Regions from separate parts of the Homo sapiens genome. Here region 1 is linked to region 2. The links are chromatin loops, found by intact Hi-C in ENCODE. Cell type or tissue: PC-3. All regions are shown on one strand. Each heading gives the region's core, and the rest is flanking DNA. Links, peaks and the distances in the headings are about the cores only. Region 1 overlaps MYO1D (myosin ID). Region 2 overlaps MYO1D (myosin ID).

Evidence for each region. A loop is a pair of places that touch in the nucleus more often than their neighbours do. Peaks named below come from ENCODE experiments on the same cell type or tissue, not always from the same donor. Only the 100,000 strongest peaks of a DNase experiment are listed, where the experiment ranks them.
Region 1: it touches region 2 in a loop (4-fold over the local background); 9 of 110 quality-filtered maps call a loop at or near these places.

What each region holds. Positions count from the first base shown.
Region 1 is chr17:32,851,509-32,860,742 of GRCh38, forward strand. The region is part of intron 1 of MYO1D (myosin ID); the gene reads right to left. Among named protein-coding and RNA genes, the nearest start is that of MYO1D-DT, 21 kb to the right of the region's middle. In PC-3, for the core only: no CTCF peak of the experiment used is centred there; no DNase peak of the experiment used is centred there; H3K4me3 peaks cover 1,200 bases; H3K27ac peaks cover 1,443 bases.
Region 2 is chr17:32,803,190-32,812,423 of GRCh38, forward strand. All of the region lies in intron 1 of MYO1D (myosin ID), which reads right to left. Among named protein-coding and RNA genes, the nearest start is that of MYO1D-DT, 69 kb to the right of the region's middle. In PC-3, for the core only: no CTCF peak of the experiment used is centred there; DNase peaks (open chromatin) are centred at 2,002 and 3,672; H3K27ac peaks cover 3,491 bases.

The sequences.
Region 1 (9,234 bases), core at 281-8,280, 48 kb after region 2:
GCTCAATGCAACCTGGCTAACTCCCTACCATTCTACCAAGGCTTCCCATCACCAAACTCAATGGTCTCCTCCATTCTTTGCTTCTGTGATCTCTCTACAGCAGTGGTCCCCAACCTTTTGTGCACCAGGAACAGGTTCTGTGGAAGACCATTTTTCCATGGACCCAGGGGGGTGGTTTCAGGGTGAAACTGTTCCACCTCAGATCATCAGGCATTAGAGTCTCATAAGGAGTGTGCACTCATAAGGAGTGTGCACACGCACAGTTCGCAATAGGGTTTGCACTCCTCTGAAAATCTAATGCTGCTCATCTGTCAGGAGGTGGAGCTCAGGCTGTAATGCTTGCTGGCCCGCTGCTCACCTCCTGATGTGCAGCCCAGCCCGGTTCCTAACAGACCACCGTACCGGTCAGGGGCCTGGGGGTTGGGACCCCTGATCTACAGCATTTACTACTGCTGTTGTTTCCTTCTAGAAATTCTCTCCTCTGTTAGTTTCTCTCGTACCATTACTTTCTAGTTTATTTCTTTTATTGACTCTTCTTCCCCTAAAACCTTCAAATGTTAGAACTGTCTGCCAGTGGAAGTAGAAATTGATATGACCATTTTGAAAAACACTTGATGAAATGTAAAGTTTTTTTTGTTGTTTTTTGAGACAGGGTCTCACTCTGTCACCCAGGCTGGTATGATCTCAGCTCACTGCAACCTCTGCCTCCCAGGTTCCAGAGATTCTCTCACCTCAGTCTCCCCAGTAGCTGGGACTACGGGCACATGCTACCACACCTGGCTAGTTTTTGTATATTTTGGTAGAGACGGGGTTTCACCATGTTGACCAGGCTGGTCTCGAACTCCTGACCTCAGGTGATCCACCCACCTCGGCCTCCCAAAGTGCTGGGATTACAGGCATGACCACTGTGCCTGGCCAAAATGTAAAGTTTTACATTTGTTTATGTCTTGTAGCCAAGTTATTCTACTTCTAGGAATCCATACCAAGAAGAATTGTGATCTTAGAAAATAATTCTCATACAGACATATTAAATGCAATGTTACTTATAATACTAATATGCTACTATGCTTGAATTAATGGTAAATAGGGTGCAAAATTGTCTGTAGAATGTCGTCTCAACTATGTGGCAAATACATGCATAGTTTTTTCCTAACAGTGACTTTCTTGGGGAATGAGAATTGAATTATGGGTGAATATTATTATCTTATTGTCTTTATATATTTCTATATTTTTCAATTTTTCTACAAGAATCATGTATTTATAAATTTAGATAAAAAAAGAAACAATTTTGAGAAACAAACCAGAGGTCCAAAAGACCTTTTTGTGAAAGATGGTATTTACCTTCACTTCTCACTGTATACATTCTCTAATAAGGTAATCTCATATACTTCAAAAGCATCAAATGTCATCATATACAGATGACTGTAACACCTATGTCCTGACTACACACCACTCTAATCTGCTTCAAAACTGTACAGTCCAGTACTTCCATCTGGCTACTAGACAATTCCATGTGATGACTCGCAAGAACAATAGCCTCAGCCTGTTATCTTACCTTCTAACCCACACTCCAAATTTTCTTTCCTCTTGCATCTCTACTCTTTGTAAACAGCACCATCGAAATCAAATACCAAAGCCAATCAATTCTACCTTCTCAACAGATATGAAAACCACGCCTCTGTGTCTCTCTTCCCACTTTCTCACTAGTCTCACTTGGACTCTTTCAACAATTTCCTAAATGTTCTCTCTACTTCCAGCTTCAGTCATGTGATTATATATCTCCTTCATTAACACCACAGTCTTCTAAAATGTAAATCTGATCAAGTCATTTCCCTAATTAAAATCCTTCAATGGCTCCCCATCACCACATAATAAAAAATCTTTAGCATAGGATTTGATGAATTTATTCTTATTCTATGGCCAACTTGCCAACTTCCTGCTCACACTTTAGTTCAAACATCTCCTTTGAAGCTTCCGTTTACCTCCCAGAAATAGTTGGATGCATCCTCCTCTGAGTTCCTGGGGCATGCCATCCATATCTCCATCACAGCATGGATTACACTGCTGTAATTATTTCCATGTCTGTCTTTCCCTATAGACCTGGATTACACAGGGGCAAGGGAAGGATTCTATTCATTTTTGTATCTCTAAAACCTAGCATATAGTTGATGGATAATTAACTGCTAATTGCTTAAATGAATGATTTGGCTCACAAACGAACAAAAAGTACATGATGGATTAACAAATTATGGATCTTTTTTTCCACACTTCTGAACCAATGCTCTAGAATCAATATATGCAAGATGGCAAATTTACCCAATAAATTTGTCAATAAATTATTGAAACAAACAGTAAATTCAACATTAGGAAGCATGGTATCTGCTTCAAGTTCAAACAACTGTCTCGCAGTGATATTTAAAGTACGCACATTTTAAACTTAATTATTAGAATCTTCCCCCAACCTCTTATTTCCTCTTTCTCAGGAATACACTTGAAAGTCACCTTTCATAGCTACTGATTTCAAATATAGGCAAAAATTATCTTAGTTTCCTAAAAACAGAATGAAAATTCAAATACTTTTTTTACTAGCAATATCAACAACTTCAGCATACTGGAATCAGTCCAAACTAAAGAAAAATAAAATCTCCTTTTCACTCCACGGAAAGTTTCTTTTACATTAATTGCAAGCATAGGCAATAGGTAACCCTTGGGAATTTTAGCTTATTAATCAGAATCATCATTAAGATCTAACTCATAAGAGCTTACATGAAGGAATAAAAATGGATCCTGGCAGAGTAGACTAGTAAAAATTTATGAAACTCTGAAAAACAGATCTCTTCCTTACTTAGCCATTCAGAATTCCTCACAAATGAGTCACCTTCCTCCAAGAAAAGCAAAGTTCCACCTGAAATAAACCTGAATGTGAAAAGCTTGCACATCTAAAGGAATCAACTTCAGTTCTTCTCTGGGCTAAAGGGAGAAATCATTGGCGAAGCCAATGGCAAACAACAAATAAGAAATAATTCTTGCTTCACTTTGGGATACATTATACACTTTATGCAGTGGTGACAGATTTAATTTTATTTAACAAGCTAACATCAGAATTAGTTTGTACTCCCTGTACACAGACCAACTGGGCCAGGTTAACACAGTAAAAACATTTATGGAAGTAAAAACATCCCATAAATGTGAAATTCTTGAAAGGCATCTGAGACTCAAAATAAAATTAGAAAGTGATTTGAGAAGTAATAAACACAGGGTAAAGGTTGAATAGGCACAATAAAGTCCGTAACTATAGCTACAGAATACATGAATTGAAAGTAGAGAGCTGGAAGTAGAGTTTCCTGGAATGAGGGAACTGGATGAATCTGCACGCTTTAACTGTGGTCCCTATGAAGATGCCAACATATGATATACAAATGTGTATGTGTACATGTGTGAGTGTAGCTTCACTCACACACGCACACATCCCATATTTGGCAGTTACTCTTGCAGTCTCTGCAAATCCACGAAGTCATGACACACCTTCAACTAACAATAAAATTGTTGGTTCCATCCCCATTGGCTGCAATGAGGTTTATGATGCCATATGTAAGGTCAAAGGATTGCTACAAACCTTTAATTGCTTGCTGATTTTTGTACTGTTTCCTCCATGATTTCCTTGAGGACTCCTTGTGGCCTTTTTTAAAAACACACTTTTATTGAAGTATAACATTCATACATAAGAATGTACACATCTTTAGTACACGTAACCACTGCCTGTGCCAAGACTGTTCCCGGCACCCCCAGATACCCTCCTTTAGTCTCCTCCTAATTACTGTCCCCTCTCTCTTCTCCAAAAATAACTATTATCCTGACTTCTTACACCATAGATTAGTGTTGCTTGTTTTTGAATTCTATATAAATGAAAGCATAGAGTACGTATTGTTTTCTGTCTGGCTTCTTTTGCTCAATGTTATGATTGTGAGATTAATTCATGCTGATGTATGTAGCTGTAATTCATTCACCTTTGTTGTCATCTAGCATTCTATTGTATGAATACAATTTATTTTTCCATCCCACTGTTGATGGACATTTGTGTTTTTTCTTAGGTTTCGACTCCTACTCCTACATCTAACATAGTACTTTCCCCCTTTATTTCTACACTGCAGAAGCTGCAGGTCTAGTATTATTTCTTGCATGCCTAATATCATTCATTCACTTAAAAAAATCTTTGGCAACTATTACAAATCAAAATAGGTCTGTAGAAGCCAAAATAAATGGAGAGGAGGTCACAACAGAGTAAACAATACATGTTGTGAAACATACTCATCTCTGGAACGCACAGCACAGGGCTCTTTGGATGAGGTTGTCTGAAGCACTAACTCATGGATCCATGCTATGATAGTCTGTAGGACTAGCTTTCATTGGCTGAGAGTATATAGTCATTCTTATTCCCTTGTTCTTCTTTTACTCTCATTTTTAAGGCAGGCATTTCAGAATGACAGCATTATAATGACGGTACCGAATTTTGCAGCTTTAAACAAAATGTATCTTAGTTGCCATCAATCAGAATGTGCATGCAGATGCTATTCTTGGATGATTTTTTTTTTCTTTTTGAAATAGTATAGACCACACAGCAGCTATACTATGGTCAGTGAGACCACCCTGCCTGGGAACACAAAGACTTCTGTTGTATGAGGGAGAGATATGGACAATTTCCACAAAAAGCATAGGAGCCTTCATCCTCTTCATGTCTGCTGCTCCAGATTCCAGCGCTTCACATCTCCTCAGACATCTCATCCTTTGCAGAAGACTCTCTGTCCTCTCAAATGTCTTTCTCTCTCTACGGCCTCCTTCCCATCATTACCTATTCACACTCAACTCTCTTGGCTTAAAAAGTAGCAGAAAAACAAAAACCTGTAGCTATGGTCTTCTCTCCTTTCCAACACACTTCTTGAAAGCAATATCACTCAGTCTCTAGTTGTTCACCCCTACTGACTAACCCACTACAAACTGTTTTCCACCTCTACCTCTCCACTGAGATCACCCTAATGAAAGTCATCAATGCCCTCTTGGATGCTGTATTTAATGGACACCTCTTCATCCTTCTCTTCCTTGGCCTTTCTCAAGTGTGCAACTTTGCTGACCCCTCTCTTCTCAACTTCTGTGATATCAGACTTTCCTGTTTTCTTCCAACCTCCATGGACACTCCTCTTCAGACTCCTCTCAGGGTCCTTATTATTCTGACTGTCCCTTAAATACAGATCTCTTTGAAGGTTCAATCCTTGGCCCTTTTCTCACATTTTATGCTCATTTCTGATCATCTAAATCTCAGAGGCATGTTCTATGAGCACTTTGATCTCAACATGAGAAGAGGTACTGGGAAATATCCTCCTTTTTCCAATATTCTTCTCGATATTCTACACATACAGTCATCCCCTCCCCCCAAGTCTGTATCATTGCTCTCTATTCCTTTCCATATGTATGAAGCAGGGGTAGCAGAAATGTCAAGCACTTTGAAGTCCTGTCAGTCTGGCTTCAAATTCAAACTGCTTCTTAATCAGTTATGTGACTTTGGCAAAGCCATCTTCTTTCTCTGTAAACACGTGTTTCATACCTGTATAACACCTATCTTGTAGGGTTGAATAGATTATAAGAGATTAATGAATGAAAACCACCTAACACTGCACCTGATGATGCCTAGTAGCTGCCCCAATAATTAGTTTCCTTCCCATTTTCCATTTTATGGAATCTAATCCTGTCTTCCCAACTGTAATGAATTTAAGGCAGAGCTAATCCTTTAAGAATCCTTTGGCCGGGCACGGTGGCTCATGCCTGTAATCCCAGCACTTTGGGAGGACGAGGTGGGCAAATCACCAGGTCAAGAGATAGAGACCATCCTGGCTAACACGGTGAAACCCCATCTCTACTAAAAATACAAAAAATTAGCTGGGCGTGGTGGCGGGCACCTGTAGTCCCAGCTACTCAGGAGGCTGAGGCAGGGGAATGGCGTGAACCCAGGAGGTGGAGCTTGCAGTGAGCCGAGATCGCACCACTGCACTCCAGCCTGGACGACAGAGCAAGACTCCACCTCAAAAAAAAAAAAAAAAAATAGACTCCTTTAACCCTATCAGACTGGTCTTCTCACCGTCCCTGAACATGTCACAACCATTCACAGAGGCACCCCTGCATGGAATGCTCTCCCTTGCCATTCTTACTTCATGCATACCTAAGTCTTATTCACATTCCAGCATTCAGCCCAATCCCTTAATCAATAAAGGCCTTCCTTAACCACCAAAGCTCAGACTCCTCAGAAATTTTCTCCACATGTGAACTGTAGAATATTGCTACTAATCATCAGGCATTTATTATATGCTACTTTCGGGGGTTACATATCTTTTCATTCCATTTATCTCCAATTATATCATTATTCTTGGAACGAATTATATGTAGTCCTCAGTATACACAGTTTCTAGCAAAAAGCTTTAAGTAATACCTGTTGATTGGTAATGTTAATTGTTAATTTGTAATAACTGAGAGCATAACATCATTTAATATTTTCAACTGTTCCTTTAAAATATGCATTTAGACAACTGGAATCCTAGAATGTATGACTTTAGAGGCCACATAGACCAATATTCCAGATGCACAACATCTCTTTACAAGAACCTAATGAGTGAACCTTTAACTCCAGTTTCAATAAGTTCACATGACCAGAAACTCATTACCTTCTTTGGGAACCATTTGATGTCTAAGTAGCAGTTCCAAAATACAACTATCAATATCAGGAGATTAACATATGATATATTGCTAAGATTTAATTCTTGAACCCTATTCAAATTCTACCAAATGCCCCAATAAATGTCCCTTATAGCAAAAGTATACAGTTCAGCATCATGCTTCACCTTTAGTTGTTATGTCTTGTTATTCTCGTTGCTTCTAGAATACTTCCTCAGTCTTTCTTGGAATTTAACATTTTTGAAGGTTACAGGCTAGTTATTTTAAAGACTGGCCTTCAATCTGAGCTTGCTAGGTGTTTCCTCTGATTAGATTCAGGTTATGCATCTTTAGCAGGAATGTCACAGAGGAAGTAATGCTGTGTTTTTCTCATTGCACCTGATCACATGGTACATGATTCTGATTTGTCCCATTTCTGACATTGTTCATTTTGATCACTTCATTAAGGTAGCATCTGTCAGGCTTCTCCACTGTAACAATAATCTTTTTTTCTTTGGTATTAATTAATTGAACATTTTGTAGGGAGATACTAAGTAAATATCCCATTCCTCATCAAACTTCAAAAGTTATTTATTAGTTTATGTAAGTATGGACTCATGGTTTCCGATTTCATTTTGATGATTAAACTGACCCAGATTTAGCTAGTGGGTACTCACTTAAGCTGCTTTCTGAATCTGTTTTACATTTTTCATCATTCTTTGAGGATTTCCTTGCTTTCTGAAAATACAAGATGCCCCCGGCTCACCTTGTATTAATATTTACTTTGTGACAACCCTGGAATTACCCATTTCTCCACAAAGCCCTGATTTCTTTCAGTGGAGGATGGTACTAGGTGTGACCATTGCTATTATATTAAGGTATCACTGCTCCCAGGTCCTCACAATGGACAGAGATGGGGAATACATAATGTATGGATATAGGTGCATACGCATTCACATCTATATTTACTCCTCTGTCTAGCTGTATATTGAAAACTTCTGATTCCAATCTAACTACAAAGGGTTGACTGTACTTTTCCCCTTTCCATATTTGGAGCTCTCTTTTATGACCATGAGAAACCTGACTCCATTATCCTCAACATATTTACTTGTTTGTCAATCTCCCTGTTTATCACTTATCTCCCACTGCTGTCACCAAGACCATGCCAGCACGGATGCTCTTTTTCCATACTCAGGTCCTCATGCATTGGCCCCCTCTTTACTCAACTTGGCTCCAAACTCTAATCTGGGCCCCTGTGGCTCCCCTTCCCCTGGGATGGATGCCTACCTTGCTGTGCCCCAACCCAATGGCTTTAGGACCAAATTCTTCAGGAGGAAGAGAAGAAGAGGAAGAAAAGGAGCAGAAAGATAAATCTACATCTCTTCACTTTTACCCACTGGCATGAATTCTGTCTTTTGGGGTCTCCCAGAATAAACATAATCAATTCATACGCAAGTATTTGAGGTTGGTGTTCATGTCCTGTCTTGTTCCTTCAGTCATTCCTTAAATGACATGGTTTCAAGTACCCTCAACATATTGAGCATTCTTTTCTGAATAAATCCTATTCTGTCTACATAGCTTGTAAAACTGTGTAGAGGAGGCACTTTTGGTTGCCTATCCAATATCCTATTCTGCCCCTAAAATTCCTTCTTTCCTAAAAAAGCCTGACTTTGTTCAGGTATCCACTCCCTTCCATACAGCCACATGCTGCAGGAAATGAGAAATCTATCATCAGCGCCTGACTATTCCATCATGATAACCACATTCCTCTTACCAGTGGCAGGTTTAATAATGGGCATGTGACCAAATGCTAACTAATGTGACATGTAAGGAAGTCTTCTGGGGGGCTTCCTAAGCAAGGAGCACAACACAAGCAGAGAGCTCACTCTCCTTCCTCAGGACATTACTGTGCCTGGGTGAGATGCACAGAACTGTTGCAACGACCTTCCACCAGCTGAGGATGAAACCAGCACAAGAAGGGCAAAACCAAGGGAATCACAGACAAGTGGAGGCAGAGTCCTTAGGGACTGGCCAGAACCTCTCTTATCATTAGCCTTCTTGTTGTGTGAGATAACATGTTTCTTTTCTGTTTAAGCCAGTTTGGTCTGGTTTTCTTTTTAGCTGCCCCCAACAGCATTCTGACTGATATAGAGTGAAGCTAGCAACCACACACCCCTCCAGGAGAGGTGTGATAAGCTAGGGAACTTCCAAGTCCCTGTATTTCCTCTGACATAGCCCAAGTCAATGGTGACACATAACATAGACTACTAAGACCTCCATCTTTCTCACACCTACAACAATGTTATTTTGTATTTGTATTGTTAAATTGTTGCCCTTCAATAGAGAACTAGAGGTTTACTTCTTATTTACATTGTAAGCTTTTCCATTGTTTCAACTAGTTCAGGTCTTTTAAGTGAGAATAATAAAGGAAATTGAAGAGTTGCTACTTGATTGCAAAGCAAAAGAGCTAGGAATAGGACAAAAACCGAATAATAAACACAAAGCTAGGAGACAGATTTTTGCCCCCGTAGTAAA
Region 2 (9,234 bases), core at 213-8,212:
AGGCTTGAGTGCAGTGGCGTGATCTCGGCTCACTGCAGGCTCCGCCTCCCAGGTTCACGCCATTCTCCTGCCTCAGCCTCCCGAGTAGCTGGGACTACAGGTGCCCGCCACCACACCCAGCTAATTTTTTGTATTTTTAGTAGAGACAGGGTTTCACCGTGTTAGCCAGGATGGTCTCGATCTCCTGACCTCCTGATCTGCCCGCCTCGTCCTCCCAAAGTGCTGGGATTACAGGTGTAAGCCACCACGCCGGGCCCAGAACTTCCAATTTTTCAAGAAAAGCTGGAAATATGTATTTTAAAAGGATGTTATCCTATTTTAAAACCAAACTAATGTTTACAAATCATGAAATTGGTTTGGGAAAAAAATCATCTATAGCTTATATACATCGCACTATCAGCTGACAGGTGTAATAATCATTCCCAGTTAATTTCTGGTCATGACTAATCTGAAAGTTCTAACAACATAAATAGGCAATACACACTTTGCAAAACAATGAAAAAATAATGACCCTAACCCCAAGGATCCTGCAGTCAATTCTCTTGCGAAGGAAGTGATGCAATATAAACTACACTCTTGCTGGCAAGGATTGATTCCATATTACAAAACAACATCTGCAAAGCAGAGCTTTTAAAGGAATCTTACAGAGTAGTCCCACTTATAAAGAATCTAATCCAAACACAGTAATTACCAGGAAATTTGTAATGATTCAAGAGAACAAAGACTTTTGTTTTTAAATTTTGTAAATTGTTTTAAAAAAGAAGACAAGCAAGGAAGTTCCCTTTGCATTCAAAGGCTGAATGGAAGATTTATCTAGTAATACTAGTATTTATATGCAGTCATCCCTTGATACCAGCAGAGGGTTGGTTCCAGGACCTCTTGTGGATAGCAGAATTCTTGGATGCTCAAGTTCCTGACATAAAATGGCATAGTATTCGCATATAACCTATGCACATCCTCCTGTATACTTTAAATCATCTCCAGATACTTATAATGCCCAATACTATGCAAACACGATGTAAACAGTTGTTATACTATATTTTGGGGGAATGATGACCCAAAAAAGTCTGTACATGTTCAGTACAGATGTAGATTTCCAAATACTTTCTATTAGCAGTTGATTGAATCCACAGATGCAGGACACATAGATATAGAGGGCTCTAATAGTATGACTAACACTAACTAGTATGACTAGGGTTTACTTTGGAGTTTACAGGAATATACTAAAATTATTAATAAAACTTATGCAATTTTTATTTTTAAATATTGTCCTTTAAGAACTATTTGAAGACCCACCATCTCCATAAGGCTTTTCTTGACACCTCTAGCCTGGAGTGATCTTTCTCCCTCCACTGGACTTTCAGGACAATTACTGTCTCTACAATTTATTTGCCAATTAATTGGATGTTGCACTGGGGCATCTCATCTATTACCCTTTTAAGCAATTAAATGTTTCACTGCTATCTAGTATTTTAAATGCTTCTACATTTGTTTATATTCTCTAATAGTTCCTAGAACAGTGTTATTTCAAGGGTTCCAGTCTGCAAACTGTCTGTTGCTTGGTCTGTGATAAGTAAGGAAATAAAGAGTTTAGTAACTTTTACGACAATTTGACATTACAGTGGCAGCCAAGAGCAAGATTAGTGGACTCATTTTATTCAATAAAGTATAGAGCAGTCTGGATGCTATCAAACTCACATGGTGAGGTTGCATGATGAGGTCCTGTATGATACAAGCTGGATTGGTCACACACAGTCTGACCATGTTACAAAGTGTCATATTTAAGGGTATTATACAAACTCTTAACTCAAAATATTATTTGCACTGTATTAAGAGGTAGGGCCTTTGGGAGGTGATTAGATTATAAGGGTTCTACCCCCATGAATAGAATTAGTGCTCTTATAAAAATGGCTTGAGGGAGCTTGCTTGCCCCTTCTGTCATGTAAGGACACAGCAAAAAGGCACCAGCTATGACGAATGGATCCCAACAGACACCAAATCTGCTATCAATATCTTGATCTTGGACTTTCCAAATTCCAGAACTGTGAGCAATACATTTCTGTTGCTTATAAGTTGCTGAGTTTAAGGTATTTTGGTATAGCAGCCCAAACAAACTAAGACATTAGGGAAATAAAAAGTACATTATTTATTTTTAATCCTAATTTGGTTTCACGCCTAATCCTTTGCAAAATAAGCTTTATGGACTCCTTTGTCTCCAAAATACATGTATTTTCTGAGTGTACAGTCATTGCAAACCAAATTATGGTGAAGGAAGCAGGTTCAGAGAAATGAAGACCAAAAGAGATTGTACTAGCTGTTACTTGGAGGTGTGATTTCCTCACATATTGAGTTTGGTTTTGAAGCCAAAACCGATGGAGAAGTGTGTTATTTGCAGAGATGACTAATGAAGCAATCAAACCATCAAAATTAGACAGCATTTATATATAAAACAAACATTACTTCAAGGCCAAAATAATTCTCTGAAAAAAAAAAATGATAGCTTTAAAAGCTGATGTTTACAGGATAGTCTAACCCTGATCAAGGCAGCTCATTCAGGTTGGGCTGGTTCAAAGAAGCACTGCTCTTGGATCTGAATTCTGGAAGAGCTTTTTCAAAGATTACGTGTTCCTTCCTAGAGTTACTCCCTGATAGACATAGGACCTCAAGCCACATCTTTAGGGCTTTTCACCATCTTTATTCTCAGGTTATCTGCAACTTCAACGAATAAACTGCCTTCTGGGGTTTGATGAGAGGTAAAAGTTCATGATTATTATAAAGTAACCTTATGGCCGGGTGCAGTGGCTCACGCCTGTAATCCCAGCACTTTGGGAGGCCAAGGTGGGCGGATCACAAGGTCAGGAGATTGAGACCATCCTGGCTAGCACGGTGAAACCCTGTCTCTACCAAAAATACAAAAAAATTAGCCAGAAGTGGTGGCACACGCCTGTGGTTCCAGCTACTCGGGAGGTTGAGCAGAAGAATCACTTGAACTCAGGAGGCGGAGGTTGCAGTGAGCCAAGATCACGCCACTGCACTCCAGTCTGGGTGACAGAGCGAGACTCTGTCTCAAAAACAAACAAACAAAAACAAAAAAAAGTAACCTTATCACACCATACCTAAGGTGTTATGTTGTTTGTTTTTCAATTAGAGTTTAAATTTATTTTTTAAATGTATATTTAATATGTATCCCATTTGTAAATTAGAATGTTTAGCTTTGTAGAAATAGTCATTAATCTGTGAAAAGTGAATCTTCAGCCTTAACTTCCCGGGCTCAAGTGATTCTCTCACCTCAGCCTCCTAAGTAGCTGGGGACTACAGGTGCATGCCAGCACGCCCAGCTGATCTTTTAAATTTTTAAAAAATTTTCACTAGAGACAAGGTCTCACTATGTTACCCAGACTGGCCTTGAACTCCTGAGCTGAAACAATCCTCCTGCCTCAGCCTCCCGAAGTGCAGGTATTACAGGTATAAGCCACCATGAATGGCCAAACCTCCACATTTTGAATATCTAAAGAGATTAATAATAAATCTTCCGAGTAAGGATTATGTCATCTGTTACTATGTTTTTATAGCTCCAAGGGTGTTTGGCTTTCCAAGGTGTTGCTAGTCTGTTCCTTGCTTGTTCACCATGAATGAATTACTTATTTCTTTGCCTGCCCTTTAGTTCCAGCATATTCAGGAAAGGAGTGGTGCAGAGTCAACAGTGAATGGCATTTCCTATTTTACAAAACTGGCAACACGTAAGCCTTAACTAAATAACATAGGATGTATAAATAAAAATGTAGGTGAATTTGGCAATTCTCTTTGGTCTATACATATTATATACACACATAAATAGGCTATAAGTTAATTTCACTTAAGGTGAAATAACAGTTGCACAACTCAGATTTCTCAAACTTGAATTTATTTTCATGGAGGATTTCACAAAGTCAATTTAAACCAGATTGGAAAAAAATCACAAAAATTAATACACAATAATCCTACTATTTTAATATGTATGAATAAAAGGTAAAGACTATACTATAGTGTTTAAAGCAGTTTAAACACTTTATTACAGTAAAAATTACAGTAAAAATATTTAAACAGGGTAACCTTAGTTCCACTCTCTAGAGGTTCCTATTGTTAACTTATATATTCTTCCATAAAACTTTATGTTCCTATACCCTATGTATATACATATTTAAAACAAAATTATATATAATATGTAAAATATACACTGTATCTTACGTGTCATATTAATATATCTTGTCTGTATGTGATATATATCATATAATCTGATCTACATGTTTTTCTCAATTAGGATGTCTTAAATACTAAAGGTAACATTAGCAGTAAATAGTAAAGCAGGCTTATATCCCAAACATTTCATCTGTTCTCCCACACTTCTGCGGGAGTTAGGCAAGGCCATGCTATTAGCTCTGCCCGGCAGGCTGTGGGATACACACACACTTCTGGGCCAAAGCACAGAAAAGCTGGTGTGCACATGCTTTGGTGACTGAGGAACCTCTGTGTTTGAGATGGCAGAGCCACAAGATCAAAGCAGCTTGCGTGCTCAGGGATTGCCTGGAGAGTCCCCTGGATTGACAGAAAAGTTTATGTGACTGAGAAATAAGCCTTCTTACATTAAAGCCACTGAGACTTTGGGGTTGTTTGTAACTCTAGCATAACCTACCCTATCTTAATCAGCAACCCTTTCACATTACCATATTTGCATACCTCATTTTCCTAAATAACAGCATAGATATGTTATAATTGAGATGTCAGCCCCTACTGATGTACTTTTAGGTTGCTCCTGCTTTTGTGGTTGCTATTGTTACTATAAACAATGTTATCATTAACATCACCTTACCCACAATTTTCCTAACCCAAACAAGCATTTCTGTGGGGGAAAATTTCTTCAAGTGAGAACTGATGGGTCATAGAATACTAAATTTGATGTTTTGGAAGGCCAAGGTGGGAGGACTGTTTGAGGTCAGGAGTTCAAGATCAGCCTGGGCAACATAGTAAAACCTTGTCTCCGCAAAAAAATTTAAAAATTACCCAGGCATGGTGGTGCATGCCTGTGGTCCTAGTTACTCAGGGGGCTGAGGCAGGAGGATTGCTTGAGCCCAGGAGTACGAGGCTGCAGTGAGATATGATCATGCCACTGCACTCCAGCTTGGATGAGAGCCTGTCTCTTTAAAAAAAAAAAAAAAAGTAAATTTGAAAGAAATATTTAAGTAATACGTCAATAATCAGAATTCAAAAGATATAAAAGGAATGCAGTAAAAGTTTTCCCTCACAGCTTATCCCAGAACTTCCAGTGCTTTTATCCGACTATAACCAATGCTATCGATTTCTAATGTATTCTGAGCACTATGAATGGAATATTTGTGTCCCACCCCCTGCCACGCCAAAATTCATACATTGAAATCTAACTCCTAATGTGATGGTATTTGGAGAGGGGGCCTTTGGGGTTAACCAGGTCATCAAGGGTAGAGCCCTCATGAATGAGACTAGTGCCCTTACAGGAAGAGGCCACAGAGCTAACATACTCTTTTTCCACCATGTAATAATACAATGAGAGGGTGGCAGTCTGCAACCCAGCAGAGGTCACTCACAAAAACTCAACTATGTCAGCACCCTAATATTGGACTTCCTGGCCTCCAGAACTGTCAGAAATAAATTTCTGCCATTTATAAGCTACCTACTTTATGATATTTTGTTAGAGCAGCCTGAAAGACTAAGACATTGAGAAATTTTGTATGCAAATTTTATGCCTTTAGGTATAGCCATACGTATATATGTAAACATGTGTACGTATACGTACATATAAATACACACATGCACACACATATGTATATTTAGGGTAGATTTGAGAGATATTTCTAAATTGTATCTCAAAGAAAATGCCTGCTCTCCCACACCCCCTCCTAGGGCTGTTTTTATTCATTTTTGTTTTTGATAAAAAAAAAAAAAAAAACTGTCACCCATCCTGGAGTGCAGTTGTGCAATCATAAGCTCACTGCAGCCCCAAATTCCTGAGCTCAAGCAATCATCCCACCTCAGCCTCCTGAGCTGCTAAGACTACAGGCATGTGTCACCACACCCAACTAAATTTTTTTGTTTTTTATTCTATAGACATGGGGGTCTTGTTATGTTGCCCAGGCTGGTCTTGCACTCCTGGCCTCAAGCAATCTTCCCCACTTGGCCTTCCAAAGTGTTGGAATTACAGGCATGAGCCACTGTATCTGGCCTAGGCCTTTTTTTTTTTTTTTTTCTTTTTCTGAGACAGAGTCTTGCTCTGTTGCCCAGGCTGGAGGGCAGTGGCGTGTTCTTGGCTCACTGCAGCCTCCACTTGCTGGGTTCACACGATTCTCACACCTCAGCTTCCCATATAGCTGGGATTACAGGCATGTGCCACTATGCCTGGCTGATTTTTGTATTTTTGGTAGAGACAGGGTTTTACCATGTTGGCCAAGCTGGTCTCAAACTCCTGGCCTCAATTAATCTGCCTGTCTTGGCCTCCCAAAGTGCTGGGATTATAGGTGTAAGCCACTGTGCCCAGCCATTGGGCTGTTTTTAAAATAAGGGGCACTCATGCAGAGTTTCTGTGCTCAGCAATAATAGCAACTGCTAATACTTGGACAGGCCTTTTGCATCATCTTATTAGAAGGGGTCCAACTATAATTGTCAGGTGAGCTAATAATCTATACAGTATTTGCAGTACAAATTCACAATGATCAATGATCTGCTTCTCTAAAGACAGGCAAAAACTAATTAATGCTTCCTCTATACCTAAAGGCAGTGGGAAAGGGCTAAGTAAAGGGTGAAGGGAAAAGGCCAGGACAAAGCAAAAGCAGTGGCATGCAGGTGACCTTGACAGGCATGAGCAGGAAGCAGCCAGGAGAATGATGTGGCTGAAAGGTGTACATGAACACTGGGGAGAAGTGGCAAAGGGGAGGAAGTAGTGGGTAGCCAGAGCCAGGAACCAATGTGACAAGGGACTATATATGAAGGGTGAGGAAGCTGCAGAGAAGAGCACCCAGACAGCAGACAGGGAGGCTGAGAAAGGGAGGAGAGAGTAGGTGGCAAGAGAAACAGAAGCGCAGATACAAAGAGTTCTAAGGGTGACCCTGAAGTTCAGAGTTCACAGACTCAGAAAAGGTACAGATGGTTGGGTGTCCTGTGTCAGAATGTGCTGGAGGATTTCCCCTGGTAATTTAGGTCTAAATAGCAAATGATTGAAAATTCCTGATCTCTGTTTCTCATGTTTATACTTTTGGGGAACCATAAGGTTAAGTCCGTAACTTTTTTTTTTTTTTTTGAGACAGAGTCTCGCTCTATTGCCCAGGCTGGAGTGCAATGGCGTGATCCTGGCTCACCGCAATCTCTGCCTCCTGGGTTCAAGGATTCTCCAGCCTCAGCCTCCCAAGTAGCTGGGATTACAGGCACCCACCACCATGCTCGGCTAATTTTTATATTTTTAGTAGAGACGGGGTTTCACCATGTTGGCCAGGCTGGTTTCGAACTCCTGACCTCAAGTGATCTGCCTGCCTCGGCCTCCCACAGTGCTGGGATTACAGGCGTGAGAAATCTAACTTTTAATATGCCTTTAAATAACTCTGTCCACTTATCACAATTTCCTCGGCTTAGGATAAATCTATTCTGTTTGAGGAGTTGTCTTTTTTTTTGGTAATTTAATATTTATGAGTCTTTTAAAAAGTAGATTAAATTATCTGGCCTTTTAAATTCTGAATTAATTTTAATGGGTTTAGGTTATTTGCCTTATGGCATTACACTGAAACCTTGGCAGACAGACAGCAATTGTAGCAACGGCTTCACCAAAAGTGAGTGTATTCCTTAAGAAGAGAGGGAGAAGGCTATCAGCCTGAGAGGCACCAAAGGATGAGGAAGACTTGAAAAAGACTGGGAGACACCATCAATAATGAAGAAAAGAGGAAGGAGCAGTTTCTGCTCTCAAAAGGGCATCTACATTTCCAGTTCAGACATTTCTTCCAACTGCCTATAGGATATTTCAACTAGGATGTCTCACTAGGCATCCCAGACTCAATGCATTTAAAACATAACTCAAGTAAACCTCTACCAGTCAAACCTACTCATCCTGTTGTCTTCCTCATCTCCATGAATGGCTATCCACTTAGCCAAAAAGAAACTGGAAGTCAAGTGAGGCCTTTCTTCCCCTCCCTATGTCCAGTCAATGAGGATGCATGCTGCATCTCCCAAATCCATCCCCGCTACTCCAGCCCCAATCCTTGGTCTGAGTTGATTTTCTACAGTACTTACTACCTAGTTTTCCCTAACTTCAATGTGACTACTAATTCTTCTTCATTTTTATATCTTTTACTTCTAATCATGAAATATTTCAAACCTTGTAGTAGACACTGTATGCCCTCTAGCCACATTTATCTCCCAACCCTCACCCTCTTTTTTTTTTTTTTTTTTTTTTTTTTGCCAGGAGGGCTCTGATGCTGCTCAGGTGTTCATCCCTCACCAAGCCATGTGTTCCAGAAATGGAATGCTATCCCCAGCTCCAAGAGAATGGATCTTGGTTAGTCTAAGGTAAAGCTGGGAATTCCAGTCCTCTTGTCATTGATGAGATTAGGAAGCTTTTCTTGGATCTGAGTAAAGATGTGGGGCAATCCTTTTTGAAAGCTGTCATATGCACGTGTTGCCTGAGTTTTCATCTTGAGTTGAGGAGAGCCAGTCTAAAAGGACAAGTCAAAATGCTGAGGAAATGGAAGGCACCTGGGTCCTTGAAAACATAACTGAGCAACTGAATTATCCAACCCAGGACCCATTCTACTACTACACTTCTTGTTATGGGAGAGAAATAACTTTCCTTGTAGTTTGTCACTTTTATTTGGGTTTTTCTATTACTACTTGTAGCCAACACATTCTGCTATAAAAAGAGATAAGCTTGCCTTAATAGGGAAGTTGATAAGTTTAGTTTTGAATTCTGAGTTTGAGTTTACTTTTCCAAATGGAAACAAGATCAAAGGATGGATGAGAGGACAGGAGTGCAGAAATTCAAGAATTGGTACAGAAGGGATATTGAGGGCTACACAGAAGTGGCTGAAGTCATCAGGTATGATTATGACTCAAAATGGCAAACAATTATTCAGTGTTTTTTATGTGCTAGGCACAATTTCAAATGTACTACAAGAATTATCTCTTTTATTCTCACAGTTCTAAGAGTTTCTCTTCCTATTTTACATATGGTAAAAAATGAGG